2 separate regions of the Homo sapiens genome follow, and region 1 is linked to region 2. The links are chromatin contacts, found by Hi-C in ENCODE. All regions are on one chromosome and are shown on one strand. Each heading gives the region's core, a stretch centred on a gene start or an enhancer-like site at or near the end of the contact. The rest is flanking DNA. Distances are from core to core; before and after follow the strand shown.

Region 1 (4,966 bases), core at 2,213-4,712, 1.9 Mb before region 2:
ACCTTCTTCTACTTGTACAAGGCTAAACTGCCTGGAACAGAATCCTTCTGCATTGTTCTTGTACCACATTTTTCCTTGGTTTTGTTAAAGTTTCCTCAAGCACTGATTTGTCCAGGATCGAGCTCTGTTTGACCTGTTCTGCTAGTATAGTAAGCTGGCTCCCTGATGGGGGAAGTGAGAGGGAGAGGAGCTGGCTGGCTGGTTGCTTAGAAACTATGCTTGATATCTAAATAGAAATGGGTGCCAAAGTCTGAAAGTCACCCAGCCTGTGGAGTGAAAGCTCACAAATTTGGCTTCTAAAGGGAAGCTGTTGACACAGAAAGCCTAGGGATTCTGTGGAAGAATAGGTTGTCAGGCATTTACCTTATTACCACTCAAATACCAGTGTGTGTGTGTTGGGGGGGCGGCAGGGAGAGGGGGTAGGTGACAGTATGTGACTCAGGTGTTAGCTTTAAGAGGAAAGAGCTCTATTTTTCTTGTTTTCTTCTCTGAGCTAGACTGAGCTGGGGATCTAAGATGTACTTCTCTGACTACAAAAGGGACAGTATCATTTAGATTTTTTGCAGTTGGAAGAAATGGGTTGTTGAGTGTGTTAAGGCTGGGATGAAGAAGGGCTGGGCAGTACTCTTCTGGAAAGGCTCACCTAGCACGAACCTGCTTGTCTCCCTTACTAGTGGAGGTATCTGAGTGTGAACAGTGAAGGTAAAGAGTGGTATAGAACAATGCAGCTGTATCTGTCACAAACTGGTCTTATCTAGAAACATCTGCTGAGTCTCTAACCCTTTCAGCTTTCTCTTCTTTTTTGAGACAGAGTCTTGCTTTGTTGCCCAGGCTGGAGTGCAGTGGCAAGTCACCACTTACTGCAGCTTTAAGCTCCTGGGCTCAAGCAATCGTCCTGCCCCAGCCTCCTGAGTAGTTGGGACAACAGTCGTGCACTATGATGCTTGGCTAATTTTTTTTTTATTTTTGTAGAGATGAGGTCTTGCTATGTTGCCCAGGCTGGTCTTGAACTCCTGGGCTCAAGCAATCTGGGACCTAAATGGCAAATAAGATGCTAATCTGTGGTTGCAAGCCCCAGTCCTCTTGAATAGTGATGCCTATCTGTCTGTGTCGGGACATAGTAAGGAAGCCCATGTCTAGTCTGGTACCTTTAAACCAGGCCATCTCCAACTTTTCAAAATGACTCAAAAGTTGAGCTAGCCTTATTTTAAAAACTAAAAGTTCAAAATCAGTGGTGACATGAGGACTTATTTATTTAAAGTGCTTAAGCCTTGGTTTTAGAGTTTCTAAGAGACCTAGTGGAATTTGCTATTATGAAAAGCATGAAAAGATTAAGAAACCTGGCTAAAGGTCAGGTGCCCAGCTTCGAGGAAAAGTTGGGCTTTTAGGGACCGGGAAGCATTAAAGGCACAGAAACTTTACATTTTGGGGGTCATTTTGTTGAGTAGGTGAAGTGAGGGATTTGGGCTTGATATTTGGCTGCCCCATCTCTACGTGGGAACTCAAAGTTAAAAACCCACTGTAGGTAAATTAGAAGGGCAGCTCTTGAATCTGGGCCAGTCTATATCCCTTCTGTGAAGTGCTAACAGCCAGGCTATCTGTAGCCTGGGTGGGAGCCCAGATAATGTGAGCTGGTAAAGGGTATTGGAAAAGTGCCAAGAAATGCCAAGCTTTTGGTTCGTAACCACTATAAAAAGTTTATGAACATGTCAGAGGAATGGATGAGTGATTTGTGAGGTCTTAACTAGATACCCCGGTTTCTTCCTTGTTTTGGCTTCTTTTCAGAATGCCGGGAGAGTACATGCAGGGATTCCATCTAATCACCCTCAGCACTCTTTCTCTGGTCCTGCTGGATAGATTTAGATTTCCTTTCTTTTTTTAGGGCCTCAGTCTGCTATCTCCTTTGGTGGCTACCACCACTCACTCCCTTGATATCTTCTACTCCCTTGCCTTCACCTTGCTTAAGACTGAGAAGGGAGTTAGATTTTGTCACTAGCTCTTCTTTTTCCTCACTGTGTACCCCACCAAACAAGATTAGTTCAAGTTAAAAAGAACCTACTGGAGGTAAACTGGGAGAGCAAGTGTTGGATCTGGGCTGGTCCCTTTCCCATAAAATTAGGTCCCTGGTTGTATGTTCCCATAGCACCCCATACTTCCTCTCTCAGAATAATCATTTCCCTTGTAATGCTCAGCATCCGCATCCTGCTTGACTGCAAACTTGCTGAAGGTAGGGACTGTTTGTCTTGGACTTCGCTGCCAGTCCTTAGAACAGTGTCTGGGACACAGTGTGTTCTCAAATATTTGTTGCTGGAATAAATGAATGAACTAAATCAGTCTTTTAGGGATTTACTGTTAACCACCATGGGAAAATTAAATAAATGCGGGGAAGGAAAACGTTCTAAAATTAGAAGACTACTTTCTACTCTCAGCTTCTGATTCCCTCTGAGCTAAGAACCAGACAGCCTTAGGCTGGTAACTCCTATAAGCTGGTCCTCCTCCCATGCTGACCCCATCTTTACTGTACAATTCACTTTTCATGGACTGAAGGCACCACCAAGATAGATCCAGGAGTGACAACTCCAGTGTAGGTGTCCACTGTTCCCTTAATCTCTGTCCTGCTCCAAGTATAAATAAATTGGGGCCATTTCCTTAGATATTGGGGTTTTCTCAAGAAATCCTTTCCCTTCGTGGCATGGGTCAAATCGCTGGTAGTTAAAAAGGTGTTAACTCTTACGTGAAATAACACTTTTTCTTTGTAATGACCTGACTGGAAAGCCTCTGTGTCATCACTTCTCATTTCTTATTTGAAATCAGCAAACTGGATTCAGTAGACATGAACTTAAGCCCCATGAAAGTGGGGGTTTTGTCTGTTTTGCTCACTGCAGTACCTCCAGGGCCTAGCAGCATGACTGGCACATATTTGTTCAAAGTGAATACTCACACCTTCACACCCTCCCTAGAGAGCTGTTGTAGGCCTCTCAAATGTAGGATTTAGGGAAGTCAAGTTAAAAAAAATTAAAACGTTTCAGCACCACCCACAGGTGAGGCTATTCTGCAAAATATGTTGTCTTGAGGTATGTTTCGTCTGGACAAAACGTATTTCCACAGACACAAATCAAAGGTGTTTATTAACTGCTGTGTGCCCTGTTTCTGGATTCCCAGTCAAGTGGGACACCAGACGTCATAACACAGGGAGGACGTTCGGCGAAGCAAAATGAGGGCAGCAGCGGGAAACCAGTTTCACCAGGTTCCGCCTTTTCTCGTTTACTTCCGCCCTTCCCAGTTCCTAAGCCGACAGATGGGGCCGCGTTCAGTCTGGCCGGAAAGGGCGGGCCGCACGGTGGCCCAAACTTCCGGCGCGCAGTAAGGCTGCCTAGCTAGTGATTCTAACGCGAGGCGCGCGAGCGGCTGGATGACGTCACGGAATGGGGGGAAAGAGGGCGGCACTCGAGTGGGTGCGCATGCGCAAGAAGGTGCCTGCGGGACTGGAGCAGAGCGGGCTGCGAGGGTCTTCCCAGCGCAGGCGGGTTTTCCAGTGTTACTTGCGGCTGGGCGTGGGGGACTAGCTGCCTTTCTGGCAGCAGGCAGGAAGCCGCAAAAAGTTTCTGAGCCCCCGAACCTGTAGCGGACGTGGAAAAAGAACGTATGTGAGACAGACTTATGCCTCATTTAGCAAATCACTATAACATGCTCTGGTGTGGGGTGTGTGGATCGGAGAAATCTCATCTTCCGAGGGTCCTTGATGTCGGACAGAAAGGGAAGGCGGGGCCAGCAGAAGTTAAAATACTACCCTTCTGCAGTTCTAGTGGATTTCATTCATTCATTTTTATGTGTCAGGGTGAGATGGTTGTTAGTCCACATTCTGGTGTATATTAATCAAATTACTATTCTTATAACTATTCTCTGGCGGGAAGAGTAGGGGAGTTGTCAGTGGAAAGGATACATTTGGAACTTGGAGCTCTGTCCCAGAAGGGCTTTTGGGCGAAATGCTGTGAATTTTGCCAAACACTGCCCCGCCTCCGCCTCTGCCCCAAATTCCCTACGGTTTGAACCAGAGAACGTAATTTGCAACAGGTGAAATTTAGAATAAAAGCCAGAGGGAATATAAATCTAGCTATAAGGCTAGAAAAACACACGAATTTATGATTGAGGGAGACCAAGTCAACCAGAAAAATCAAGCAGCATCGGTGAAACTATCTTGTCTGGGCTGGGTCGCCATTTCAAAGCAGGGAGGGACAGAATAACCTTTGGAAGATACCGCGATTTAACAGGAAGGCTGTTAATAATTCCCTGCTCCTGCTTTGTTTCTAGGCCCCTCCTCAAGTGTCTGGCTGAAAGATGCCACCCAGGGAAGGGAACTCGGGCTAGCTAAGGAGGCCATTCTTGATGTTGCTTCTAGATCTCATGTCATCACCGAGCCCTCAGCTGCTGGTGGCAGCTGCTCAGCAGACCCTTGGCATGGGAAAGAGACGGAGTCCACCCCAAGCCATCTGCCTTCACTTAGCTGGAGAGGTGCTGGCTGTGGCCCGGGGACTGAAGCCAGCTGTGCTCTATGATTGCAACTGTGCAGGGGCATCAGAGCTCCAGAGCTATCTGGAGGAGCTGAAGGGGCTTGGCTTCCTGACTTTTGGACTTCACATCCTTGAGATTGGAGAAAACAGCCTGATTGTCAGTCCTGAGCATGTATGTCAGCACTTGGAGCAGGTGCTGCTTGGTACCATAGCCTTTGTGGATGTTTCCAGCTGCCAGCGTCACCCTTCTGTCTGCTCCCTGGACCAGCTTCAGGACTTGAAGGCCCTCGTGGCTGAGATCATCACACATTTGCAGGGGCTGCAGAGGGACTTATCTCTAGCAGTCTCCTACAGCAGGCTCCATTCCTCAGACTGGAATCTGTGTACTGTATTTGGGATCCTCCTGGGCTATCCTGTTCCCTATACCTTTCACCTGAACCAGGGAGATGACAACT
Region 2 (4,605 bases), core at 988-3,487:
TATGCATGTGCTTTTTTTGAAGACAGGGTCCATAGCTCTTCTGCAATTCTCAGAAGGGTGTAGGTACAAGAAAAGGTTAAAAACAGCAGTTGAAATTTCCGAATTAGAATTTACAGGTAGGCTGGGGCATCTGTGCATGTGTGTTCTAACAAGCTCGGGAAGTGACTCAGTGCACACCTCGGATCTCTAGACGGGCCCATGGAGGCCTTGAGATGCCAGCCTCGAGCGCTTCCCACCCATTTCCCACCCCTCGATTCTCCACCCCCATTTTACAAGGAGTCACCAGCATCCCCACAGTCTCCACTGCCCTGGAAGAAATATGGCGAGGCAAGGTCAGAGGAACAGGGGGGAAATCAGAATATCTTGCAAAGACTCTGGAGTCCCCTTCAGAGACAGGGTGGGTGGGAGCTGCTCTGCCCCGAGTCTAGCGACGGCCACACGGCCTGACAGGTCTCCCGCCCCGCCGCAAGCCCATGGTCAAATTCTGGGAATTTCCGAATCAGTTGGCAGGCCCGGCTGCTGCAGATTTTCCCGGACACGAGCGTGCAGCGCCCGACGCGGCCGCTGGGTGGCGCCGCGCGGGACGCCGAGCGTGGGAAGCGCGGGCGCGCGGGCAGGCTGAGCTCACACGCCCGGGAAGCGGCCGCCGCGGAGCCGGCGTCCGCAGCGGCTGCGCATCTCGGGCCTGCAGCGGGGCGCTTGGCGGGCGGGGGCCGGGGGAGAGCCTGTTTGCGCAGTACCCCCGGAGGGCGGAAGGCCGCCGAGGTAAGAGCCGGGACTCGGCCAGGTGGGAGTGGGCACCTTGGGCCGGGCCTGCAGGGCGGTCCCCGAGCGTCCCGGGGTAGGGTGGGCTCCCTGGGGACGATGCCCAGGGCCCCGGCCGCGCTCCGGTCGCGCCCCACCCCGGCTGCAGCGCGGCCTTGGGGCGCTGCTGGCCTCGCCGCGGGGGTGGGAGCGGTCGCGGCCTGGAGCAGCTCCGGGCGGGCCCCAGGCTCTGGGGCCAGGGCCAGCTGCGCGCAGGGGTGAGTGAGCAGCCCCCGGGCCCTCAAGTGAGCCCCTGTCCGCTCCCCACCTTGCATTTCTCCTCTCCGCAGTGGGCGTGGTGCCCCTTTGCTGCAGAGGGGGCGCCCAGAGTTGAGGAAGGCTGCGGGGGAGAACGCAGAGACAGGTGGTTGAGGGGGCGAGGGCTGGTGCGCCAAGGCTCGAGGTATTAATGCGTATTTCTTTTTCCCCCCTTCTTCAGGGGGCGCGGAGGTCCGTGTGGAGGAGGAGGCGGGAAGGCCAGAGGCATAGCTCAGGAGAGGGCAGGTGCTGCGGGAGATCACTTGGCTCTGTCTCTGTTCAGCTGCCCCCACCCCTGCCAAATTAATAAAGTGGGTGTGGTGATGACGGTGGAGGAGTTTGATTAAGACCTGGCCCAAACTGCCCAGAACTGCCCCAGGCCGGCCGCCTAGTCCCGCGTGTATATCCGGGAGCCGCAGACTCTGAGCATTCTGTAGAGGGAGGGGGAATATTACCCGAAGGAGCTACAGCCACTGAGGCAGCTCCAGAGATAGGGGCTGCGGAGCAATCTTCAGGCTCACAGCCCAAGTTCATAGATGGTGAATTGGCCAGGAATGGTGGGAGATGGGGGCTGTAGGGAAATAGGGTAATTTCCTTAGGACCCCTTCCTTCCAGCTTTGCAACCGTAGACCAAAATTTGGGATCTGGCATTTGTCAAATGTGCTTAATTTTTTTTTCTTTCCCTTTCGGTTTGTTTTGTTTTTTAGAGAAACAGCAAGTGACAGAGCAGAGGAACGGCTGGCCCAGCCAATCCTGGAGCTGCTGTTGCAGCACTTGTTCCCCAAACAAGTGCTCCTACATTCTGGTAGGAGGACAGAGAGGAGGGGGCTACTGGTCCACACCCCTCCCCTGCCGAGGACCCCATGGCTGCTCCCCTGCAGGAAAGGCAGCTAGGCTGCCTTAGGCCGGATGGGCAGAGGCTGCCATGGCCCAGGGTGGTGACGGTTTTGCGGCCCCTCCCTGCTGCCCAGAGTGGGAAGAAGAGCGCAGAGCCTGGCAAGTTTCTCTCTGTGTCCTCTGGGCTGGAAGGAGCAGGTATAGACAGGGCCGAGGCAGCCAGGGCCTGGTGCTGCTTTGGCATTGGTGGCAGGAGGGCTGAACCTCCAGCCCCTTGGGTTTGGTTCCACCCCTGGCCTGTCCCTGGCACTCGACAACTGCTCCTGTGTGCTTATTGGTGCCACCATGTTATATAACGCTTATATAATCTTCCAGGGCGAGCACTGTGTCTCCGCTCTCAGGTCACGCAGACACGGTGTCCGTGTGGGAGGCAGGATCTGTGGAAGCCTGTGGGTGAACCTACTCCCCCGATCCCCAACCTGGCTCCTTCTCCTGATCTCAGCCATAGGAGGGGGGCTGGGAGAGCCAGGTCCCTCTCCACACCAGCTGTGTGGGATGAGAACACGGTTGGCTGGGCAGTTTTCCTCACCTTCCTGCCCCACTAGTCCCACTTGCCCTGTCTGGTAGAGCAGAAGCCATCCTTGTGCTTTGATACCAGCTCTTTGTTTTGGGGGACCCCTGGCATGGCAGGTGGCATGGCGAGATGAACCCCAAAATGTTGCAGTGGAAGAACACATGGTACTTAGGGTTGGATAAAGAGAGGGAGAAATTAGCTCTGCCTTTGAGGAGCAAGGGTAACTAGAAGGATGGTGGTGGCATTATAAGAGATTTGGAGCAGGCCTGGGGCTAGGGGATGGTCAGGGAAGGGTGTACAGGGAAGTAGATCAGACAGCAAAGATAAACATGGTGTTCTTTTACTGTACTCTCCACTGGGCTGTCCCTGGTTACCGGGGCAACAGAAGCAGTGATGAAAATCATGCCTTTCGTTCAGTGGAAAAATTTGGCTCCTCCTCCCGGCTCTTCCTTCTCTAAATCGCCTGTGACCCATTGAGAGGGTTATGCTTCCAAGGATCAGAGAGAGACCCCAGCATGTTTTCATCATGCTCCCCTTTCCCCAGTCTTCTTTATCATCTCCCCTCTTCCTGCATCCCCTGTCTCCCCCCACAGCTCGGCAGTTGGCAGTTGCGTAGGAGTTGGAGTAGATGCAGGGGGAAGGGCATGGACGTCATCACAGGGCAGGGTGAGCAGAGCGTGGGCAGAGATGTGGATGCAGGAATGCCTGGCACATGAGGAGGGTCCAGCATTGATGAGCTAGATGGAGCCAAAAGCCTGTTTCTGGGCTGGTAGGAGCTGAGGTGGGCAGGGTGAGATGATGGTGGGCCTTCAGAGTTCAGCAGTCTGGGTTCGAGGGAGTAGGAACTAGGAAGGGCCTGAGGTTTCTTGTGCAGATATCTTGTGATGAAAACTACCAAACCGTATCCCTTTTTGAAGTTAAGATTTTTGTTTAAGTTTTTTCTTTCATCTTGTGATGAAAACCGTGATTCATTCATTCAGCATTTATTGTGTGCCCCCCATATTAGGTGAGGTTCTGGGAACTGGGAAGCCGAAGGTGAGTAGCACTGGACCTTGACCTTGAAGAGACTGTGGTGAATGAAAGGAGGATGAGTATATGGGGGAAGATCTGGCATTGTTGCAAGCCTGGAATCTGGGGTCCCCAGCAGGAGACTAGCAACATACCAGATCGGAGGTGATAGGTTAGGGTGGAGCCTGTGGAAATGAAGAAGAAGAGATAATTTGGAGTGCTACTCTGGCTTGAGGACAGGACGTGGGGAAGAGAAAGTGCTGAAATTTTGAACCTTAGTGATTTATAGAAATAGAAACATTAGAGTTCAAACTTGTTTTGGGGAGTCATGTTTGATTTTCTTTTAGACATGTTGCCTTCAAGATGATGGCAGGGTATCCAAATAAAAATGTTTATGGTCAGGCAAGTAAAATATGCAATGGAAGTCAGTTCTGGGAAAAGATTTGAAGGATATTGGATTATGAAGCTTGAAGGTGGGTAGAGGTAGATCCTAGGGCCTGGGGCATTACCTGGAATTGAGTGAGGCTGTATGCCTTGTACTGGTTTATTATCCCAGGGCTTGCCCAGACCCTGGACATTTCTGCTAACAAAAACCCACATCTTCTACCAAACCATATCCCTTTTTAAAGTTAGGATTTTTGTTTAAGTTTTCCTCTCCCTAGTAACTATGTCCAGGTATACCTGGAAAAACACACACACACACACACACACACACACACACACACACACACACACACGCATGCACTTATTTCCCCCAAGGTCTTGTGCCATTTGCTTATAGCTCGGGGACGTGCTGTAGAAATGTGCCACAAGTCTTTGGCCTCTTCTAGCAAGCTGTTTATCACCCTGGAGGAGTAAGAGCACTGGACAGAGTCAGGAGACTTTTGCTAGCTACGTGATCTTGGACACACCACTTCCTTTTCCAGGCCTAAGTGTCTAGTCTTAGGGATCTAGCTTCTTCCAGTTCTGAAGCCCTCTGATTTGATGTCTGGAAAGCTTTTTCCACCTTTGCCCAGGTTTCTGATGCAGACCAGGCTTTTTGAACAAGTAGCCTAGATTTCTTAGTACCTTGTGGGAGGGACTAGTAGGGATGGAGGCCTAGTCCCCAGAGTGGGTCCCTGTCT

What was found. A loop is a pair of places that touch in the nucleus more often than their neighbours do. Pooled maps may share reads with other maps.
Region 1: a loop to region 2 is called in a pooled map, with 2.5 times the contacts of the local background. The contact joins the promoter of C1orf74 here to the enhancer-like site in region 2. A Hi-C loop is called at or near these places in 2 of 50 pooled maps.

What each region holds. Positions count from the first base shown.
Region 1 is chr1:209,783,055-209,788,020 of GRCh38, reverse strand. C1orf74 (chromosome 1 open reading frame 74) reads left to right here and starts at 3,462. Exons shown (of 2, transcript NM_152485.4): 1 at 3,462-3,643; 2 at 4,312-4,966. The coding sequence starts at 4,387. It overlaps IRF6 (interferon regulatory factor 6), which reads left to right. Exons shown (of 9, transcript NM_006147.4): 9 at 1-2,404. RefSeq lists enhancers at 2,524-3,139, 3,324-3,583, 3,140-3,757.
Region 2 is chr1:207,865,188-207,869,792 of GRCh38, reverse strand. No RefSeq gene overlaps it. Among named protein-coding and RNA genes, the nearest start is that of CD34, 44 kb to the left of the region's middle. RefSeq lists a silencer at 582-971 and enhancers at 1,242-1,421, 1,502-1,551. Within about 2 kb of position 2,237, at least 34 of the 41 ENCODE cell types and tissues checked have a DNase peak (open chromatin) inside an H3K27ac peak, as active enhancers do.